Linked DNA regions of Homo sapiens: region 1 is linked to region 2. Evidence: read pairs that join two places in POLR2A ChIA-PET (ENCODE). Cell type or tissue: GM12878. All regions are shown on one strand. Each heading gives the region's core, and the rest is flanking DNA. Links, peaks and the distances in the headings are about the cores only.

Region 1 (6,459 bases), core at 1,440-5,439, 50 kb before region 2:
ACGGTATAATAAGTCTAAAAATAAACCAAACACTCAAAATAAAGGCACAAATGCTACATAATACAAATTTAGACTATTTCTGTAGCTCATTTGGAATTTAATCACTGTTCCACATTTTTTTCTGTTAAAAATTTAAAATTGGCATAAATATGGGCATATTATTAAATTCAGGTTTGTCTCACAGGTCCTGGTTCTAATTTGCTTATTCTATATCCACTGCTAAACTTTGGTGGATATGCAAAAGAGAAAAAAGGATTCAGAAATAGCCTGTAGAAGAGCCTATGTTCTTTTACCAGTCATTAAAATAAAGACTGGAAAGTAAATGGTTATCATGACTGATATACAGCATACAATGATATAATACTGAAACTTATTTTCTAAGGAATCTAATCAACTGTCTTTATGGACAAAAACAATAAAAGTGTTTTATAATCATGCTTAATTGTAATGCATAAGCACATTTAAAAGATTTTTAAAACATATTTTATGTGTTTACTTATAAAAGCTTGTTCCACAATGGTGTTGACAGAGTGCCCCATCTGCTTTATTCTCAAGTTGAACTGGATGACTTTCACGTTATTTTCCCAGTTTTCCACATCATGTTGGGAATGGGAATGTGCCCTTACAAGGTCAGGACATTAATCTTCAGGTGCTCATAATTAATTTTCAAATGATAATCATTGGAAAGTGTCAGAGTTTGGTATTAAAATGTTTGATATTTGCTTAGTTGTTTAACTACAAAATACCAGATACATAAGAATAAAAATGTAAAATACATACCTGCCGGCTGGCATCCTTAGGTCCTAACTGAAGTGCCCAAGCTGAGACAACATTAAATCCTTTGACAATCAAAGAATCTGGGAATAATGAAGCCAAATATTCAGCATTGGATTCTGGGTACTGGTTTATCCTCATGTTATTGCTCACATCAATCAGGATTTTACCCACAAGCAGATGTCTCAGGTCCCACAGGGAGGTATAATGTTCTCTGTGTATAGCAACAAATATTATATTTGTTTTTGTGAGAGCATCTTCATGATGAGTGACATCTACCACATGAGGAAAAAATTCAGAAGCAAACTTAGGATTTCTACTTCCTATGACCACATGATAGCCGCATCTAATAAGTCGAATGGTCAAGGATTTGGCAAAATCTCCACTTCCAATCACACCTACAGTGACCTTCCTTGCATCTTTGATACCATTTATGCCATTAGGTAAAAAAGTTTCACTAAGGCTCTTAGGGCTTCCCATCATAGAGATTGATTCCATGATACGGACACTTCCAAGATCACCAAGAATATCCTAGGGGAGAGAAAATAAAATGGTCATCAGTTACCTATTACTGAACATTAAAACACTTCTAGACATTGTAATGTCCTGTCTTTCTAGAGGTAAAATATTTCACCACACTTTAACATACAGCACAGTAAGACACAATTTGTAAGCTAAAAAAGGATCACTATTCTGGTTTCTCTTCATAAATCTTTTGGCTTTTAAAAAAGCATCTCAATAGGAAAATTAACTGTCACAAAGGTGAGGTGCTAAAGTGGGGCTTCTCAAATTTTAATGTGCACACAGATCACTTCGGAATCTCGTTAAAATGTAGATTCTGATTGAGTAGTTCTGGAGGGAGGCTCAACATTCTGCATTTCTAATGAAAGCAATACCAATGCTGGTCTGAGACCCCTCTTTGAGCAGCAAGGCACTAGTGATGCAGGACAGGAAAGCCCCCAAATGGGGGCTTAGCCCAGGAGACTACTTGGCTTTGCATGGGAAAGAATTCAAGGGCGAGCTGGTGGTGTTAAACAGCAACGTTTATTGAAGCAACAGTTTACAGCAACAGCAGAGGTACTGCTCCTTGCAGAGCAGGCCTACCCCGTAGGCAGTGTGCCTAGAGTAGCAGCTCAGTGGCAGCTCTGCAGTCATATTTAAACCTACTTGATTTATATGCAAATTAAGGGGTGATTTATGCAGAAATTTCTAGGATGAGGGTGGTAATTTCTGGGTTGTTGGGCTGTTGCCATGGAAAGGGGTGGTAACTTCTAGGTGTTGCCATGGCAATAGTGAACTGACATGGCACACTGATGGGCATGTCTTATGGGGAGGTGCTTCTGCCCTGACCTCAGTTTGGTCCAGTGTCTGAACCTTGCCTCTGGATTCAAGTTCTGCCTCCTACCTCACTAGAGCACATGAAAAAAGGGACTGAGGTTTTCACTCAGAACTTTTTGGAAAAACACACTTGTAACAAGTATGATTACCCAGCTTTTGAGCAGATCAGAGGCAGCAAATCACAAATGCTGCTGGAGGCAGAGAGGACTGTGATACTAAGTGATGGCTCACAAGACAAGAGAAGAAAGAAAAACCATTTTTTAAAAAGCCATTTAAACCAAAACTGTCTAAAGTCATTTGGGGTAGAGGTTATAAAGTTCCCTATATACTTCAGTAGCTAGTGACTTTATCATTAAATGAGAGCTAGACAAATTAGCTAACAATGAATCCTGGCACTTAAATAATATCTTAAGAAAAATAGGCATCAAAATATAACAAAAGAGTAAATACCATGGACTTCTATCATTCACCCTACATCTTACAATGTATCATTGAGAAAGATAGCTTACCTATGGAAAAAGGATTAGTAACATGTTTATGATCTTAAATTATATAATATGTATGAAATCTTTTTCTTCCCCTTTGTAAAGAACATGGCTGTGCTTTGGTCAAGGACAGGCAGAGGTAAACATCCAGAGTGAGTGAGTTCAGAGCGCAAGCATATAACTTCACTTGTTACTTGTTATCATAGCCATGTAGACATAACAGAAGCTCACCACCATCGCTATGACATAGGGAAAACTCATCACTTGGCTCTAAGCCACTATTGTCTGTAAAAGGTATAATTGCCCTGTGGACACTGTAGAGGCACTCTTGTGCTCAGAGACAGAGAGTCAGAGCTGTCTGTCTTTGCAGACAGATGGGGGAGTCAGGACCCAGCTTGGCTTGCCCATGCCCAGAGAGAGAAATAGTTAAGCTGCTGACCCTGAAGGCAAGGGAGCTGTGTGTGTGGGAGCCACCAGACTAAGCAGCTGAGACAGGATGGACAGTGTGAGAAAGTTGTTGATCAGAGCTGCTGTTGAATAAAATCATCTTTCACCTGCCTACAGCCCTTCAAGTATTCTTTCTGCTCATCCACCCACGCCCTTTGGACCGCAACATGACACCCTTTCATTTGTTGGCTGCATAAACTATGATGCAGTTATTCTTCCTGGAAAAATCTCTCAAATTATTTTTTAGTTGAGAGACTAGCATCTGAAATGTTCATATTTGGAATAATTTGCTCAAGAATACAAATCAGGTTGCCATGAATTAGTGTCGAAATTGGGTCTGAAAGAAAAATACTCTTCCATTCTACCCTCATTGCACAATTTCTTCTATGCTCATAGCAGATGTGGACCATTTCAGAGGATTTAATGGACTTTACAGGCACAGGTGGAATGTTTCAAAAAAAAGTTGGGGTTTTTACTAAATGAAATTTGAAATGACTACAGCCAGGAAAATTCAACTTTTTACCCTAGAAATGAGTCACATCCAGTAACTCCAAATACATCAGTATGTTAAACTTTAGAAAGACAATAATTATAGTAATATTACTTAATGCTTATATAGGACATAATGTATTTCAGCTCTCTTGTGGTTTTTATGTATTAACTGATTGAATCCCCACAACCACCCTAAGAGACAGGTGCTAATACTGTCATACCCACTTTGTAGATGAGGAAACTGAGACCTGCAGAAGATAATTAATTTATCCAAGGACATAAAGACAGAAAATAGGGAAGCCAGGTAGTTGTCCAGCTAAGACATGTGTTATTTAGGTGCATGTAAGGAGTTTAGGAAAGGGTGTTTTTGGGGGGTTATAAGTATCAAGGTGTAACAATTACAGTTGTACTCAAAGTAGTATATTATTCCTTTTTCTTTGGTCATTTCATTGCTCCTCAGAGTTACCTAGGAGCACCCGATCCTGGGAAAGAAGAACATTTACTATTTTTAAATCAATTACATGTTTCATTTCACACCTTTCAAGATAGACCACTCCCTTGGTGTGGTCCATGCACCCAGAAAGGCAGGCAGGAGTCAGAGGTACCAGGGTAGGAAAAAAACCTGTCAATATCCATTTGGAGATGTCACTAGCTATGCTGGGAATCAGGAGTGGTTAAAAAAACCAGAAGTAATGAAATCCATGCTCACTTCATTCGAAAGTTAATGGTAATCATGAGCATTATCTAAGGGTGAAAAAGGTTGCTAGATTCACACAAGGGAATCCAAGTTTCCTATATCCCAGCCTGGAGTTCTTCTGAGTATATACTGCAGCATCTCCCAAAATATAAGAATTGCAAAATCTTTAAATCTAACACTCATGATGATCAAGACTTTTTCAAACAGAAACAAAAACAAAACAACATTAATTATCTGCTTATTTTACAAAGCAAGTTCAAATCCCTTCTGTAAATCAGAATGTGAACAGGTAAAAATTTTATTTTGCTGGGAGTTCCTTTATAGGTGACTGGTCATTCTCTTGCTGTTTTTAGAATTCACTCTTTGTCTTTTACTTTTGACAATATGACTATAATGTGCTGTGGGGAAGACCTTCTTGTATTGTATCTGTTTGGAGATCTCTAAGTTACCTGTATCCGGGTGTCTACATCTCTCACTAGACTTGGGAAGTTTTCATTGTTGAATAACTTTGAATGCAAATGGATTAAACTTTCCACTGAAAAGATATGGACTAGTAATAGATAAAAAATCATAACCCAAGTATATGCTGGGTACAAGAAACCCATCTAACATATAAAAACACATATAAGACTGAAAGCAAAGGGATGGAGAAAGATAGTCCATGCAAATGGAAACCAAAAGTCACTATACTTATATCAAATAAAACAGTTTGAGTCAAAAACAGTATAAAGAGACAATGAAGGTCATTATATAATGATAATAGATAAATTCTAGCAAGAGGATATAACAATTCTAAACATATATACACCCAACAACAGACCACTCAGATATATTAATATAAATAAAGTGTTATCAGATCTAAAAGGAGAAACAGACGCCAATACAACAACATTTGGGGACTTCAACACCGCCTGCCAGCATCTGACAGATAATCTAGACAGAAAATTAACAAAGAAACATTGAATTTAAACTATACGTTAGACCAAATGGACCTAACAAACATTCACAGAACATTTTATACAACAGTTACAGAATACAAATTCTCATCAGCACATAGACATTCTCTAGGAATGACCATGTTAGAACACAAAATAAGATTCAACAAATTTTTTAAAAATCGAAGTCATATCAAGTACTTCCTCAGACCACAATGGAATAAAACTAGAAGTCAACAACATGAGGAACTTTTGAAACTGTAAAAATAAATGATTAAACAACATGCTCCTAAATGACTACGGGGGCAAAGAATAAATTAAGGAAGAAATCAAAAAATTTCCCTCAACAAATAAAAATAAAAACACAACACACTGAAACCCATGAGATACAGCAAAAGCAGTGCTAAGATGGAAGCTTATATCAACAAGCACCTACACCAAAAAATCATTACGATTTCAAATAAACAACTTAATGATGTACCTCAAGGAACTAGAAAAGCAAAAACAAGCCAAACCCCAAATTGGTAAAAGGAAAGTAATAATAAAGATCAGAGCAGAACTAGACAAATTGGGACTTAAAAAACAATACAAAGGATGGATGAAACAAAAAGTTTTGTTTTTTGAAAAGATAAAATTGATAAAGCACTTGCTAGACTAACCAAGAAAAAAGAGGAAATACTCCAATAAAAAATCAGAAATGGAAAAGGAAACATTACAATTGATACCACAGAAATACATAAGATCATGAGAAGCTATTATGAACAACTATACACCAACAAACTGGAAAACCTAGAGGAAATGGATAAACTGCTACACATATACAAGCTACCAAGATTGAAATGGGAAGAAATGGAAAACCTGGACAGACCAGTAACAAAAAAAGTTGAGGCAGTAATTAAAAAACTCCCAACAAAGAAAAGTCCAGGGCCAGATGGCTTCACTGCCGAATTCTACCAAACTTTCAAAACAGACCTAACACCAATTCTCTTCAAACTCTTCCAAAACATTAAACAGGAGGGAATTCTGCCTAACTCATTCTATGAGGTCAGCATTATCTTCACACCAAAAGCAAACAAGGCTCAACAAAAAAGAAAACTACATACTATTATTCCTGATGAGCACAGATACAAAAACTCTCAACAAAATACTAGCAAACCAAGGGCCAGACATGATGGCTTATGCCTGTAATCCCAGCACTTTGGGAGGCCAATGCAGGAGGATGGATTGAAGCCAGGAGTTTAAGCCCAGCCTGGGCAACATAATGAGACCCTCGTCTCTACAAAAAATTTAA
Region 2 (6,459 bases), core at 950-4,949:
GGCCAGTGGTGTGAGCCAAGCACAGCCTGCCAGGCCAGGTGGGTGGAATGAGCCCAGTGGGCCTGAGTAAAAACCTGGGGAAATGTGCCACCAGCCACAGAGGTTTTCCGGCTGGCAAAGCAACACCCCAAGGATCTCATGACAGTGTGATGCCTCTAGCTTTGTTCTTTTGGCTTAGGATTGCTCATTTGTTTATTTTACTTATTTATTTATTTTTGAGATGGAGTTTCACTCTTTTTGCCCAGGCTGGAGTGCAATGGCACGATCTTGGCTCACCGCAACCTCTGCCTCCCGAGTTCAAGCGATTCTCCTGCCTCAGCCTCCTGAGTAGCTGGGATTACAGGCATGCACCACCATGCCCAGCTAATTTTGTATTTTTAGTAGAGATGGGGTTTCTCCATGTTGGTCAGGCTGGTCTCGAACTTCCTACTTTGGGTGATCTGCCTGCCTTGGCCTCTCAAAGTGCTGGGACTACAGGCGTGAGCCACCATGCCCAGCTTATTTGTTTATTTTTAAAACTTTCATCCTTGACGCGTGTTCCCATTCTCCCCACCATTGTTTCTATTTAAGATATTTCATATATGTTCTTAAATATGCATGTCTTTTTGTATGCCAAAAGGTATTTTGTTGTTTTCCATGAGTGTTTTTCTTTTTTTAACTTAATAAACAGTGTTTTACTATGCAGAATAGTTTTTTATAGTTTAAAAAATATTTTGTAACTAAACTGGGTGTGGTGATGCTGGTCTGTAGTCCCAGCTGCTTGGGAGCCAGAGGCAGGAGGATCACTAGAGCCCAGGAGTTAGAGTCTAGCCTGAGCAACATAGTGAGATCTCATCCCTAAGAAAAAAAAAATAGTAATAATAGTCTTAATTCCAAGAATCCCAATTGTTTCTGTTTTTTTCATAGCTGTCATATTTTTGCTAATTAAAGTAATATATTCTCGAATACCTCCAAATAAATTATACTTAAAAAGTCTTATTCTGTTGCTGCCATTAATTTTCTTCAAGTTTTAGTTATTCAGTTATTTGAATCAGATGATCCTTTCTAATGATGTTAATTTTCCCCAAGTATTTGGTGATAATTTGATTGTCTGTTAATTCGGGTTCCACTTTTGGTGATAAAGAGGGAGCAGTAGAATGTGTGGCCCGGAGGTCTACTGTATTAGTTTCCTAGGGTTGCCCTAACAAACCACAAACTAAGTGGCTTAATAGAAATTTATTTTTTCACAGTACTGGAGGCTAAAAGTCCAAAATCTAAGTACTGTCAGGCCATGCAACCTCCAAAGCCTCTAGGAGATTATTTTCTTCTTCGAGCTTCTCTGCCTCTGTCTTTTTATTATTATTATTAAGAGACAGGGTGTTGCTCTGTCACCCAGGCTGCAGTGCACTATAGCTCACTGCAGCCTCAAACTCCTGGGCTCAAGTGATCCTCCTGCCTCAGCTTCCCAAGTAGCTAGGACTACAAGTACATGCCATTATGCCTGGCTAATTTTTTATTTTTTTTGTAGATACAGGGATTTGCTATGTTGCTCAGTCTGGTCTTGAGCTCCTGGCCTCAAGCAATTCTCTTACCTAGGCCTCCCAAATTGTTGAGATTACTGATGTGAATCATCATGCCTGGCCCTCTGTCTCTCCTTTCACATGATTGTCTTCTCTCTGTGTCTGTGTGTCTTCATGTCTTCATATGGCATTCTCCTCTCTGTGTCTCTCTCTTCTTCTTCTTCTTTTTTTTTTGAGATGGAGTCTTGCTCTGTCACCCAGGATGGAGTGCAGTGGCACGATCTCGGCTCACTGCAACCTCCACCTCCCGGGTTCAAGCAATTCTCCTGTCTCAGCCTCCTGAGTAGCTGGGACTATAGGTGCCTGCCACCACACCTAGCTAATTTTTGTGTTTTTAGTAGGGACGGGGTTTCACCATATTGGTCAGGCTGGTCCCAAACTCCTGACCTCAAGTGATCTGCCCGCCTCGGAATCCCAAAGTGCTGGGATTACAGGCGTGAGCCACTGTGCCCGGCCATCTCTCTCTTCTTACAAGGGCACAAGTCATATTGGATTGAGAGACCACCATACTCCATTGTAACCTCATTTTGACTAATTACATCTGCAATAACCTATTTCCAAATAAGGTCACATTCTGAGGTACCAGGGATTAGGACTTTAACATATCTTTTTGGGGGGGCATAATTTAATCCATAACTATGGGGAAGTAGTTTGTTTACTGGGTAAACATGGGCTTCCTGTCCTTACCTTGTACTTTTTCCTGAAGCTATTCTGGGAGTCTCCTATTTCAGTACTCTTACTTTAGAGACCTGTACATGACACTTTTTCTTGGTGGCAAATGCTCTAGTCAGACTTCCCTTTTCTTCCTGTGCCTCTGCTGTCACTGTGGCAGTCTTGCTGTACTCTGCTTCTCAGACTCCAATACTGAAGCCATGAGCCTTTCCCAAAGCCTTTTAGCTTTGTTTATAAATGAGATCTGTAGCCAGCTGTGCAAGTCTTTGGGTAGAAGGGTCACTGGCCAGATCTTCTGATGGTAGTCCTTTAATGATTCACCCAATGTTTTCTCGGTGGTTGATTTAGCTTGCTTACTTGGAAAATAATACTCATCTGCGGTTTTCTTAGAAACTATTGCTGCTTTTTGCAATAGCCTCTATTTGAATCTTGTGGTGCAGTCTCTATACTTGTTTCTTTTAATCTGATCTCACTGTTGTCTCCTCTCTCCGAGATGTTTTTTATGTCCTGGAAATTCCTCAAATAATCTGGTCCACTGATGCTACCCTTTTCTGTTTTTCAGTATGCTATGGTGCCTTCTTTAGCCATAGCTTTTCTTTAATTTCAGTGGGATTTCGGTGAAAAAGAAGATGAATCGTATGTGTTTACTTTGCCGTAATTACATAGCATAAGGCGTTGATCTAAACTAGAGGTAATCAAAATTGTTTTATAACGGGCTGGATAGTAAATATTATAGGCTTTGTGGGCTATAATGTCTGTGTTGCAAGTACTCAGTACTGCTGTTGTAGTGCAAAAGCAGCCATAGATAACACGTAAATGAATGCAAGTGGCTGTGTTCCAATAAAATTTTATTATAAAATAGGTAGTAGGCTAGGTTTGGCCTATCCCTGAAACCAGTGGTTCTCAAACTTACCATGCATCCAGAATCTTTGGAAGGTCTTGATAAAAAATAGATCACTCTGCTTATCTCCAGTTTCTAACTTAGTAGGTCTGGGCTGGGGGGTCCCAGGATTTGCATTTCTAGTAAGCTCCTAGATGATGGTGGTACTCCTGGTCTGTGGAGCGTACTTTGAGAATCACTTATCTAAGTCATTTTTGTTTTCTAAATACTACTATCTCAACCATTTATTGATAACACAACCATGTTCCTCATTCATTCATTCATCTAACAATTATTTATTGAGCTTCTACGATGTGCCAGGCTCTAAGTCATGAGAATACTGTCACAAATAAGATAAAATCTCTGTTCTTTTGAGTAGGAGAACCAGACAACCAGGAAACACAAGTACACCTATAAAAGACATAATATGCAGAGTAATGAAAACTATAAAGCCCAGGAAAAGGATACAGGAAAGGAGCTATTTTACGTAGAGTAGTCAGAGAAAGGCACTCTGAAGAGGTGACATCTCAACATAGATGTGAATGATGAAAAAAAACTAATCATGTAAAAACTGAGGCATAGGTAGAACATTCTAGACAGAGGATATAGAGAATACGAAGGGCCTAAGGTAGGAATGAGCTTATTTTTGAAGACACGCAAGAATACCAGTGGAATGTGAGTGGCTTGAGTGAGGTAAAGAGTGGCAGGAGATGAGTTCAGAAAGCGAGCAGGGTCCAGATGTTTTGGGGATTTGTAGACCATGGTAAAGAGCCTGGGTTTTATTTTAAAATTTATGTGAAAACATTGGAGAGTTTTGTGCATAGGAGTGACCGGATAGCATTTACATTTTTGAAGAATTACACTGGTTGCTGGGTGGAAAATATTCTGCTAGTGGTAGCAGGGGATGAGGGCAAGAGTGGGAACAGGAAGACCATTTTGGAAGTTTGTTGCAAGAATCCTAGGAGAGAGATTGCTGTGACTTGGACCTCGATGAGTTTAGTGAGGTTGCAGTTGGATGCAAAACATATTTTGGTGGTCAAGCCCGTAGAATTTGCTGGTAAATGGGATATGGGTATGAAGTAAAAGGAAGTACCAAAGATAACTCCTGAGTGTCTGTCTTGAGCAACTGGGCGAGAATGGGAAAGAAATTAAGATTTTGCCTTTAGAATCTTATGTTTGAGATGCTTCTTAGATATTCAAGAGAAGTTGTCAAAAAGGCAGATGTAATAGGCTGCAGCTCAGGTGAAAGCCTAGGGATATAAATTTGGGACTCATCAACATACTTTTGATGTTTTTTGTTAGGTTGGTGCAAAAGTAATTGAGATTTTTGCCATTGAAAGTAATGGGGAAAAAAGCAATTACTTTTACACCAACCTAATATTTAAGGCCATGAGATTAAAGGAGATGATTACTTCTATTGTGGTTATAAAAAGAGAAGAAAAGGACATCAAAGAGTCAATCTTGCTAACATTGAGATGATAGGAAAGGGAAGAGGAGCCAGCAAATGACACAGAAAAGTCACTCAGGGAGTAGGTTTTCCCAGAAGCCAAGAAAATAAAATGTTTCAAGAAAGAGAGGAATAAACTTGTCAAATATTACTGGGTGAGCAAGTAAAGTGAGGACTGAGATTTTATCACTTGGTCATCTTGACAAGAGAGGTGTAGTGCAACAGTGAGAGATAAAATTGTACAGAATAGAAGAGAGAAAATGGAAGAGGGGGACATAGAGATAACAAATGTAATCAACTCTCTCTAGTGATTTCTGCTGCTGGTCATTCCTGGGTTATATGTACCAAACCTGGGATCAACTAGAAAAGCAAGACCAATTATAAAAACTCTGTGCCTGAAGGTGTTGAGTAGCTAACAAAATGGTGATGGGTAATAAGTCTTGGAGGAAGAAAGAACCCAAGAGAGGTAAACCCAGCACTGAGGTTTACTTTTCCATTAGGGGATTCTAGAAGAGGTAACAGAGAGGTTACAAGTCTTGAACAGTACTTTTAGTAGCCTCAAGAGACTAATGGAACAAAATCTGTAATCCAGAGTATGCCAAGGAGGAGAGCCCTTGGAGCCACTCTCCATCAAGCTCTGGGTCGGAATCTCAGGGAACTTACTCTTAGGAATAAATGTGAACCAGAAGTAGTTCAAGTTTGGCAGGGGCTTAAACCCAATTTTAAGTAAACTCAATTCTTAAAATTGGATTAAGAGATTCCCACATTGTTAGAGCCCCTAACTGGCTGTCTGAAGAAAACACAAATTCTCTCTGGAGTAACATAATGTCATCATAGCTTCAAATTATTTGTATGATTTTAAAAAACTATAAGGTCCAGCACTCAGTAAAAATAACCAGTTCATGTTAGGACATAAAATGAATTAATGAAAAATAAGGAGAAAAAAACCTGACAATAGAAACAGACTCATATGAACTTCAGATGATAATAGATTTACCTTTAAGATTCTTATTCTGCTGAAGGAGATTAAGGACAAGAGTAGGAAATTTGACAGAAAATTGGAAGCTATGAAAACAAATTAAAATTATAAAACTGAGTTTACCTCAGAACTAAAACTAAAAATTCAGTGGATAGATTTAATAACCAATTAGACACAATTGAAGAGAGAATTAAGAAATAGGTAGGATTACCCAGGAGGAAGTATAGAAAAAAAAGAAAATAAAAAGACAGAGTTATAAAATAGGAGATATAATGAGAACATCTAGCATGGGTAATTGAAATCCTGAAAAAGGAGAGAGAAAAATGGGACATCAGCAATATTTGAAAAGATAATGGCTGAGAATTTTCCAAATCTGATAATCGTATTAAACTCCAGGTTCAAGAATGCCTACAAGCCCTAACTAAGATAACTAATAGGAAAACCAAAGTTAACCTCACTATAGCAAAAGTACTGAAAACTAACGCAAAAAAAAAAAAAATTATAAAGTAGCCATAGGGATCTCTTGAAGCAATGGTTAGAATGAGATTTTTTGTCTTTCATCAGAAACAATGAAACTTTCTACAAAGTTCTGAAAGAAAATAACTGCCCTCCTAGATTTCTAAGCATCTAAAATGTATTCTTTAATAATGAAGATAAAATAAAGATATTTTAAGAACAAAAACTTGTGAAAAAAATTTTTTTTTCCAGCAGGCATGCATTACACACTAAAAGGAACACTAAAGATTTTTTTTTTAACCGAAAGGGTAACTGTGTATAAATCTCAATAAATATAAAACCATAATTATAATTTCTATTGAGTTTAAATATATATAGAATTAAAACACATGACAACAATAGCATATATGTCAAAAGGGGGTTAACTGAAGTTAAAGGGTAGACGTTCCTGACATTGAACAAGAAG

What was found. ChIA-PET counts read pairs that join two places held together with the same protein. Peaks named below come from ENCODE experiments on the same cell type or tissue, not always from the same donor. Only the 100,000 strongest peaks of a DNase experiment are listed, where the experiment ranks them.
Region 1: POLR2A ChIA-PET joins it to region 2 with 5 read pairs; 13 of 35 experiments call an interaction of 5 or more read pairs at or near these places.

Annotation. Positions count from the first base shown.
Region 1 is chr7:90,219,896-90,226,354 of GRCh38, reverse strand. It overlaps STEAP2 (STEAP2 metalloreductase), which reads right to left. Exons shown (of 6, transcript NM_001244944.2): 3 at 781-1,305. The coding sequence starts at 1,272. Among named protein-coding and RNA genes, the nearest start is that of STEAP2, 11 kb to the right of the region's middle. In GM12878, for the core only: no CTCF peak of the experiment used is centred there; no DNase peak of the experiment used is centred there.
Region 2 is chr7:90,169,373-90,175,831 of GRCh38, reverse strand. The region is part of intron 2 of STEAP2-AS1 (STEAP2 antisense RNA 1); the gene reads left to right. Among named protein-coding and RNA genes, the nearest start is that of STEAP1, 18 kb to the right of the region's middle. RefSeq lists an enhancer at 2,412-2,501. In GM12878, for the core only: no CTCF peak of the experiment used is centred there; a DNase peak (open chromatin) is centred at 2,611.